Linked DNA regions of Mus musculus: region 2 is linked to region 1. Evidence: chromatin loops called from intact Hi-C (ENCODE). Cell type or tissue: heart. All regions are shown on one strand. Each heading gives the region's core, and the rest is flanking DNA. Links, peaks and the distances in the headings are about the cores only.

The links. Peaks named below come from ENCODE experiments on the same cell type or tissue, not always from the same donor. Only the 100,000 strongest peaks of a DNase experiment are listed, where the experiment ranks them.
Region 2: it touches region 1 in a loop (2.4-fold over the local background); 1 of 42 quality-filtered maps calls a loop at or near these places.

Annotation. Positions count from the first base shown.
Region 1 is chr14:55,477,339-55,481,729 of GRCm38, reverse strand. It overlaps Dhrs4 (dehydrogenase/reductase (SDR family) member 4), which reads right to left and starts at 2,972. Exons shown (of 8, transcript NM_001037938.2): 1 at 2,697-2,972; 2 at 1,527-1,704. The coding sequence starts at 2,827. In heart, for the core only: CTCF peaks have their summits at 2,424 and 3,011 (motif pointing left); DNase peaks (open chromatin) are centred at 2,499 and 2,859; H3K4me3 peaks cover 1,576 bases; H3K27ac peaks cover 884 bases.
Region 2 is chr14:55,557,900-55,562,290 of GRCm38, reverse strand. It overlaps Dcaf11 (DDB1 and CUL4 associated factor 11), which reads right to left and starts at 2,262. Exons shown (of 15, transcript NM_133734.3): 1 at 2,170-2,262; 2 at 849-1,081. The coding sequence starts at 1,003. In heart, for the core only: CTCF peaks have their summits at 1,451 (motif pointing left), 2,249 and 3,551 (motif pointing left); DNase peaks (open chromatin) are centred at 1,520 and 2,310; H3K4me3 peaks cover 2,697 bases; H3K27ac peaks cover 2,350 bases.

The DNA of each region.
Region 1 (4,391 bases), core at 200-4,199:
ATGCAACTTTCTCAGATTCAAATTCGACCCTTTACAATGCACATTTAAGACTTTGTCCACAGTTCTTTAAAAATGAAATTATCTTGGGGCTGGAGAGATGGCTCAGTGGTTAAAAGCACTGGCTGCTCTTACAGGGGACCCTGGTTTGGTAGCCAGCACTTGTATGGTGGTTCACAACCACCTGTAACTCCAGTTCCAAGGGATATGGCACCACCCTCTGACACACAGTGTAGAGACACACATGCCAGCAAAAACCCCTCATATACATAAAATAAAAATAAATAATGGAATTGTCTTATTTTATATGTCACACTTCAGTCAAGTGTTAAGGCCCCCTCTTTCAAGAAGGCTGCCCACATTATTTCTGCCAACTGTCTGATGTGTTCACTCAGGCTGTGCTTTCTCTGTGAGGGTGTCCTCCCTTGGATTTGGGGGAAGAGTGCACACCCTGAAACTTGGGGGAGACACACCGTCTTTGCAGCTTGATTCACATTTTCTTACACAGCTGGAGATGGGTGCCAAGTGTCAAGTCTGACACAGGCTTAGACTAAAGTTTATTTGGGCACCCAAGGCTTGGCACTACATAAATGGAGGATGTGTCTGGTGGTCTGCTGGCTTGTCCTGAATCACAGGTATTTTTTTTCTGGATGATGAGATGATACAGTCTCTGTAAATACAGGGAGAACAGACCTTGCCTGGGTGGAGTAGCCCACACTTGTATTTCCAGCACTGGGGGAGCAAGCTCATGGCTAGACAGGGCTGCAAGATGAATTACATACCGCTCTGGCTCCAGTACAAGCTCCTGGCCCCCTTAAAACAAAACAAACCAATACTAACAACAAAAAGCCCACATAAGGGTCTGAACACAAGAAATGGCTTGTAGTAGGTAAATGAAACATAGTGAACTGCCTCTCCCCAGTGCCCACGAGCTCTATGAGCCAAAGAACAGGAGAGCATTTATTAACTCAGACCAGGGAACCAGGAGCAGGCATTTTTTTTTTTTTGGGTGGGGGGAGGGTATCTAAGGGATCATGCAAGGTTGAAGGACCAGAGCGACTTTTGAATCTCTGGCCGGGAGAATCTGGTTGTACTTAGACTTTGGGATGCAGACATAACCGAAAAGGGTACACAATAAAAATGTATTGGTGAGAGTCTGGAGAGATGGCTCAGTAGGTAAAAGGATGTACTTTTCTCATAAAGGACCTAAGGTCAGTCCCCAGCACCCATATCAGGTGGCTTATGGCCACCTGTAACTCCAGCTTTAGAGGGTTCAAGACTCTCTTCTGGCCCCCATGGCCACCTACACTAACAAGTACTCCCCTACCATACTCAGAATGAAACATAATGAAATTAATGTTTAAAATAATATTGGTGGACGAGTTTGGGTGTGAGCATTAGGATGCTAACAGGGGTCAGCATGGGTTGTATCTCACCAATGCAGTCCTAGAAACCAGGCAGGAAGGCACAGGCTGCCTTGCCTCCCTTCTGCCATGCCTTGGCCCAGCACCCATATTCTGCCTGCTCACCGTGGTTATCAGCTTTTCTCGATCCTCTGCCTTCCCCACGTGGCACACGATGCCAGTCACACTCAGGCCCTCTCCCTGTAGTGTGGCCACTGCACGGTCCACATTCTGCTGTTTGCGGCTGCTGACGACCACGTGGGCCCCATCTTCAGCCAGGCGCCGGGCGATGGCAAAGCCGATCCTACGAGGGTAAAAGGTGACACACTGTCAAGGCCTCTACCGCAGAGAAGAGGGCGAGAGCATGCGTGGGCTCTGCTTTCAGGCTTTCAGCACTGGACCCTCGCTCTCCCTGTATTCGAGCTTCACGCATTTCTACTAGGTAGAGTAGGCTTTTAATGGTGCGGACAGAAGGATAAGCTCAGATGATTTTATTATGATCTTGTCTTTTACCCCAGTTCCCGGGACTGACATCACCTGCCACAGCCTTCATGACCGATTATTGTACCTATGTCCAGTTGGGAAAGAGGGGAGAGAAATAGATGAGTGTTCAGTTGCCATGGACTTAGGGGCCTTGCTGGAAGAAGCCCATATCCCCAAATACCTCTTACCACACTACAACCTCACAATTCTATCTTTTGATATATTTGGGGGGGGCCTTCACCAAAAAAAGCATGGCTCAAAATGTAAATATCAATTACATATTTTATAATAGCCAGATGTTAGCTTTTCATAGACATCTGCATTACAGATTTTCAAGGAGTTTTTTAATTTAGTAAGGTCCTGTGGGGATTAAAAAACTGGATAGTTGAGAGTGGTGGGTGAGACAGGCTGGGCACGGAGGCCCAAATATACAGACTGAAGTAAAGATCTGGGCACGGGATCCAGGTAAGGGGTCCCTAGGGAGCAAGAACAGCAAGCAGAGCTTTGAAGCCGTGACTGGTTGTTTTGGTCTTCCCAGACTCTAGGTGGAGCTGTCGATTGGGGCAGCCCAGAAGCACCGGGACCTGGGTCCTTCTGGCAGCGCCGAGCTCTCACAAAGCCGAAGGCAACAGTGATACAAGGGCTAGCCTGTGGCAGGGCCAGGTCGGGGATTCGGAGCGATTTCAGGTCCACCATGTGGGTTTCCTTTTTCTCCCTCGGGGTGGCCTTTGGCCGCATCTGAGGCTCGAGGACAACAGTCCAGGAGTTAAAGAGTACTTGTTTCTGGATGAAGACTCTGGCTCTGGTACTCACCCGTCGGTGGAGGCTGTGACCAGGGCCACCTTATTGGAGAGAGGGTTTCGACGAGTCAACCCGGAACTGGCCATCCTCACCGACATCCACGCTTGAGTCCAACCACCTAACAGCCGTCCCGCTTTCTGCATAGTTCAGGCCAGGGGGTTGGGTTGAACTCTGCTAGGGGAGGGGACTGTTCAAAGGGCGGGAGGCTGGTCTAGCTGGGAGAGCTCTGACTTCCCAGACTGCCTGCCCCTCTTCTAGGACCGGCTCTGCGACGGCCCGGGACTAGGCGGGAGCCGCGGCGGTTGCGAGCGCTCCCTGCTGGCGCCCCGCGCCCCTTTGCCTGATTTGGGACTCCCGCAAATTCTCAGTCCAAGTTTCCTTCAAGACCCCCACACCTCTTCTACCAGAACCCCCAGCTTTTCCTGTGCCCCAGCTGCTCCTCCCACTTCTGCTGGTCCACCTTTTTTTGGGATGGGGTCTTAGGAGAGTCGTTGGAGAGGAAGCTTTGCAATTTTATTTATTTTTGTTTTGCTTCCTTAAACTCCAAATAATTCTTCCTTTATAAAAAGCCTGGGTTTGTATGCAGGACTGCACAGACAACTCATTTGGTAAAATGGTTGTTGAGCAAGCATGCTGGCCTGAGTTTGGATCTTCAGCATTAACATAAAAAGCAGGGCTTGTCACCTAACAGCTGTATTCCTAGCTTTAGATACACAGACAAGATGATTGTTGAGGCTTTTGGTCATCTGGTCTTGCCAATCCATGAGCTCCGGGCTCAGTGAAAAACCCCGTCTCAAGAAAAAGATAAGATAGGGAGTGGTAGAAAACAGTCCACGTTGACCTCTCGTATAGGCACATGTGTGCATACCCTACTCCCCCAGCCCCAGAAACACACCATGATGAGCGTAGTAAAAATGCCTTTAGACATGTAAAAAATAGCTTATTCAGGAACCCCACTACACCCATGGCTGTACTGATAACCAGAACATCACTCACTCAGGATAACCAGACACAGTCCTAGCACCCCACGATGCCCATTGGACAGTATCAAAGCAGAGACCAAGGGCAATGCTCTGCTCTGCACAGTTGGAGAGAAGCTACCCAGATCTGCCCTGTGTCTGGAGAGTCTTGCCAAGGATCCTGACCCTCGAATCAGAGACCACTAATAGAGGCTAGACCCAACCTTCAGTTAAGATATGTTACACAGCTGAGAAGCCCTGGGGAGACAGGCTTAGGACCTTAGTTAGGAATTTAGAGAGTGAACCTTGTGTGATGACCCTCTGCGTAAGAAAATAACACACACACACACACACCACACATCACATACAAGAAGGGCAAATGAATGAATGTTTTGAGACTGTCTGTGGAGGTGACACTTGTGCTCCTCACAGTGTCCATGTAGTGAGGGATGAGGAGGCCAGGTGACAAATGTGATAAGTTGTGACAGCTGGCCTAGGCCTGACACTATCTTTCCCTATGGCACAAAGTCTATTGCCAGTGGTTCTCAACCTGTGAGTCACAACCCCTTTGGGTTTGCCTAAGACTATTGGAAATATCAAATTTTTTCATTATGATTCATAACAGTAGCAAAAATTAGTTATGAAGTAGCAATGAAAATAATTTTATGACTGGGGGCCACAACATGAGGAACTGAATTAAAGGGTTGCAGCATTAGCCAGGTTGAGAGCCACTGAGGACTTCATCTTC
Region 2 (4,391 bases), core at 274-4,273, 80 kb before region 1:
TCATAGCGGGGCCATCAAAGTAGCAGGGCCAGGAACAGCTGGTAACACAGCACTCATAGTCAGGAAGAAGGCGGGATGAATGGTTGGGTTTAGCTAGCTTTCTCCTTTTTATACAGTCTAGGACCCACATGGGAATGGCACCACCCACGCTCAGAGTGGGTCTTCCTGCTCCAATGAACCCAATCGCCATAATCCCTTCCAGGCCTGCCCAGAGAGGCTAAATAATCCATCCCGCCCAGGTGTGCCGTGTCCCCCAGGTGATTTCAGACTCTGTCCAGCTGACAACAACAACAACCCTCACAGCCGTCGGTGTAGGAACGCAACACAGAACACAGGGTCTGCAGGGATACTAGGTTCATCTTTTCCCAAGGAACCGTAGGCAAGCAAACAAAACGTTCTTAGTTCCTGGTGGTCACCCCCTTGAGGGCATTCTTTTCTTAAGAGCAGGGCTAGTAAGGCCGATGTAAACTTGTTTTTCAAGTAAATCCACATGGCTTCATCTCACATGGCAAGTGACTTAGCACCCCCTTCCCAACTCTTTTCACATCTCTCCTTTCCTCCATAATCCCTCTCCCTTCTCTCGTTTTATTTTCTTGGAAAACTGATGACATTTGTGTTGTCACAGCTGAAAAGGCTTCCCTTAGGAGCTCCTCAACTATGAGAGTTGTAAGAACCATTTTGGGTAGGGAGCCACGCAGAGTGTATGGACATCCAGCAGGGAAAGGTCGTTCTGTTCAAACACAACCATTGTCCTGGGACAATGCCATTCCCTATCCTCTGCACTTTTCCTGCCTGAAGTTGAGGTCAAGACATTGTGACACTTAGTGTCACAGCAGAGGGTAAGTTACCTGCGGAGGAGATAGGCCAGTACCTGGGCCAGATCCACATCTTCATCCTCTTCTTCCTCTTCCTCACTACGACGCAGGCCAGTCCCTCTTCGGGACAAGCCCTCAGAGGGTTCTAAGGACCCGGATCCGGCGCTGCTGCTGTTCCGTGATCCCATCTTCTGGTTACAGCATCCTTATGTCTTGCGCAGGGGCTGCTCCTGTCTCCAACTTGGGTTTGGTGAAAGCAAAGCCTGCTGTAGAAATACCAGGGTTTCCAGAAACGGGGCAGAAGCTATCTTTAGAGGGGTGACCCCTCCAGGAGACTGAGATTTCCTTCTCTTTAGCTATGACAGCTCCCAGGGTATCGGGAACATAAACCTTTCTCAATCCTGTGAAGCAAAGAAAGCCATATGAAACCTAGGGTGCAACCCTACCGTACTAATCAGAGTCCACGAAGAGGAATTTCCCATTTTCCTAACCAAACTCACCTATCAAAGTCCCCGGCCCGGGATGGCTGAATCCCAGATAACCTCTCCGACTGACCAATCAAAACCCCTTGCGGAAGAACGCATTTCACTAGCTTATCTCACACAACCAACCAGAGGCGTTAGAACTCAGACCCCCCCCACGCCTCCCTCTACTGACCAATCAGAGCAATTTCTTGCACGGGCCGGCAGCATCAACAGCCAATGAGGTTAGAAGTCAGCCTAACACCCCCTCCAGTTTAGCTTCACGCCCACGTGGTGCGCCGGGGGTGTGTACAACAGGGGGAGGGAAAATGGAGAAGCACCTCCCCCCGGCGTCTGGCGGTTACCGCCCCACGCGAGACCACCCACCAGCCAGGAGCTGTCGCAGGACCCGCAGGGGCGAGGCCCTGTTTACAGCGACTATCGCTGCGGCGCCGGCTAACAGCTCCTCAGTCGCGAGCCTCGTCCGTCACGCTTCTGGCGGCCAGGCCTGCTGACGTCACTCGACGCTCCAAGCAGTCCCTCCCCCTCGGCCCTCTGATTGGATAGCTGAGACCTGTGATTGATAGGTGGGCTGGGGAACTTGCTCAACCCAAGAGGGGCGTTTAGTCGTAGCGGACTGGAATTGGCTGCGACCTGCATTAGACGTAGCGGAACTAGACATCAAGTCTGCGAGGTGGTCCCTTAAGGTCGCTTGGCCTCGAGTGGTTTGTTTGTTTGTTTGTTTTTTACTGCGTGCCCAATCGCTCCTATTCCCTCAGCTCCCAGCAACCCCAGTTCAACCGTTTTCCCCTGGCTGTAGCGCTAGCGGCCTGTCGAAAGCAGTCCTCACTGGTGGGACCTGGGCCTCTCCACCCTGCTGTGTACACGCTTACCAGCGGGGGTCTTGTCTGACGACCCCTGGCTTCCTTTCTTGGTCTTTGCATACGCTCCCTAAGTGCCGCGGCCGTCCCCGGAGCCTTTCCGGTTGCCTTAGTGCGCACGCGCCCCTTGGGTCTGGGCTTTGCCGACCGTCCCTAGGCTTCTGTCGCTCGCCACCTCCCGTTGGTTTATGAGTAACTAGGGTGAGTCCAAGGCCAACCCTACCTTGTCTGGGATGGTTTCCTAGGCCAGAGAGGCGGGCGATGTCGGCCTTGGCCCAGAGGTGGGCCATCGCGAGGACACCTCAGCTCCCGGGGCGAGCATGTGACAGGTTCTGTGTCAGGTTTCCTGGTCTCTAGGCCGGAGACCCCAACATTTTCTCCCGATCCACGCAGGTTGTCACTGCCTTAAAATTCTTAACTGTAAACAAGCGCCCAGCATTTTGTTCTTTGGCTGGTCTCCATTAATTATGTGGACAGGTATTTCAAACATACACGGAACTTTCAGGATTCCTAGGTATTTGGGTTATTTGGCCTGGAAAGTCTGTAATAATTTTAGTATTTTTCCTTCCTTATTACTCTTCTAGTTCTTACAAGTTCTGTAGATATTTTTTAACTGATTACTTGAGGTTATTTTCACAGTGGCTGTTTTTCCACATTTCAGACTTCTTCCACTCCTTGATCTGCTCAAGTCTACTCTTAAAAGTATTTCGTTCTTAAGAGCTGACTGTTTTTTCGTTTTTTTATTACTTCAAATACAGACTTCCCAACCTGATTGTCTTTTTACTTCATTCGAAAATTTTGTCTGCCAATCAAATGTGCCTAGAAGTGCCTTATTTCTACTGGTACACCCTTTCAGAATGTCTAATCTGAGAGATGCTTTATCTTTTTAACCAGTCCTAGCCAGCCCTCATAGCCCTAAACTGTGACCTAGTGATACTGCTATCTGTAATCAAACTTGGACCTACATAAAAATGTATGTTCTGCTTAACAATCACTGATAATAGTGGGATACTGGAAATAAAAGAAATCCAAATATACAATAAGAGGTTGGTTAAATAAATTATGGTCAGTTTTGTACAGTTATAAAAATACCTGGTAGCCACTGAAATGAATTTTTTAGTGGGTTAGGAATATGTCTCTATGGGAGAGTGCTTGCTTGGCATTCTGTATATACTGGGTTCAGTGTATACATTGAACACACACACACACACACACATACACACCAAACAACAACAAAAACCCAATGTTGCTGCAGTTCTTCATAAAATAAAAATAACCGAGGGCTGGAGAGATGGCTCAGTGGTTAAGAGCACCGACTGCTCTGCTGAAGGTCCTGAGTTCAAATCCCAGCAACCACATGGAGGCTCACAACCATCTGTAATGAGATCTGACGCCCTCTTCTGGTGCATCTGAAGACAGCTACAGTGTACTTAGATATAATAATAAATAAATCTTTTAAAAAAAATAACCAAGTTTGGGCCAGTGAGATAGTGAGATGCTTCAGCAGGTAAGGGTGTTTGCTAGGTAATGGTGCTTACTAGGAAGTCTGGGGTTTTTGTTTTTGTTTGTTTGTTTGTTTTTCGAGACTGGGTTTCTCTGTAAATCCCTGGCTGTCCTGGAACTCACTCTGTAGTCCAGGCTGGCCTCGACCTCAGAAATCCACCTGCCTCTGCCTCCCAAGTGCCGGCATTAAAGGCGTGTGCCACCATGCCCAGCTACTACTAAGTCTTATGACTTGAGAGAGAATGGACTCCTACAAATTGTTCTCAGAACTCCTCATGCATACCTCCCTACTCACCCACACCCACCCAAAGAAGTAAATACAAATTTGAAAAATCCAAGCTCATTATGTGATTAAATAACAAAATGGATGATAGCTAAGGTGGAACATGAACAAAACATTATGATTAGGTCCAGAAAAGAGGCCTGTAAAATTTTTTCCTTATTATCGTTATATATGTGTGGATGCATGTGTGTGTAGTGTGTTTGTGTGTTCAGGTGTGTTCTGGTGCATGTGAACATGTGTATCAGTTGATGTAGAGGCTTGAAATGGATGTCTGGTGTCTTCCTCAAAAATTTCCAAGTTATTTATTTGAGAATTCCATACATATATACAGTGCCTCTTGACCACAGCCACTCCAGCTGCCCCCCCATCCCCCCCTCCAAGCCTCCTCCTACTTTCATGTCTTTAAAAAACTTTTACCAACTTATTTTTTGAGACAGGGCTTCTCACT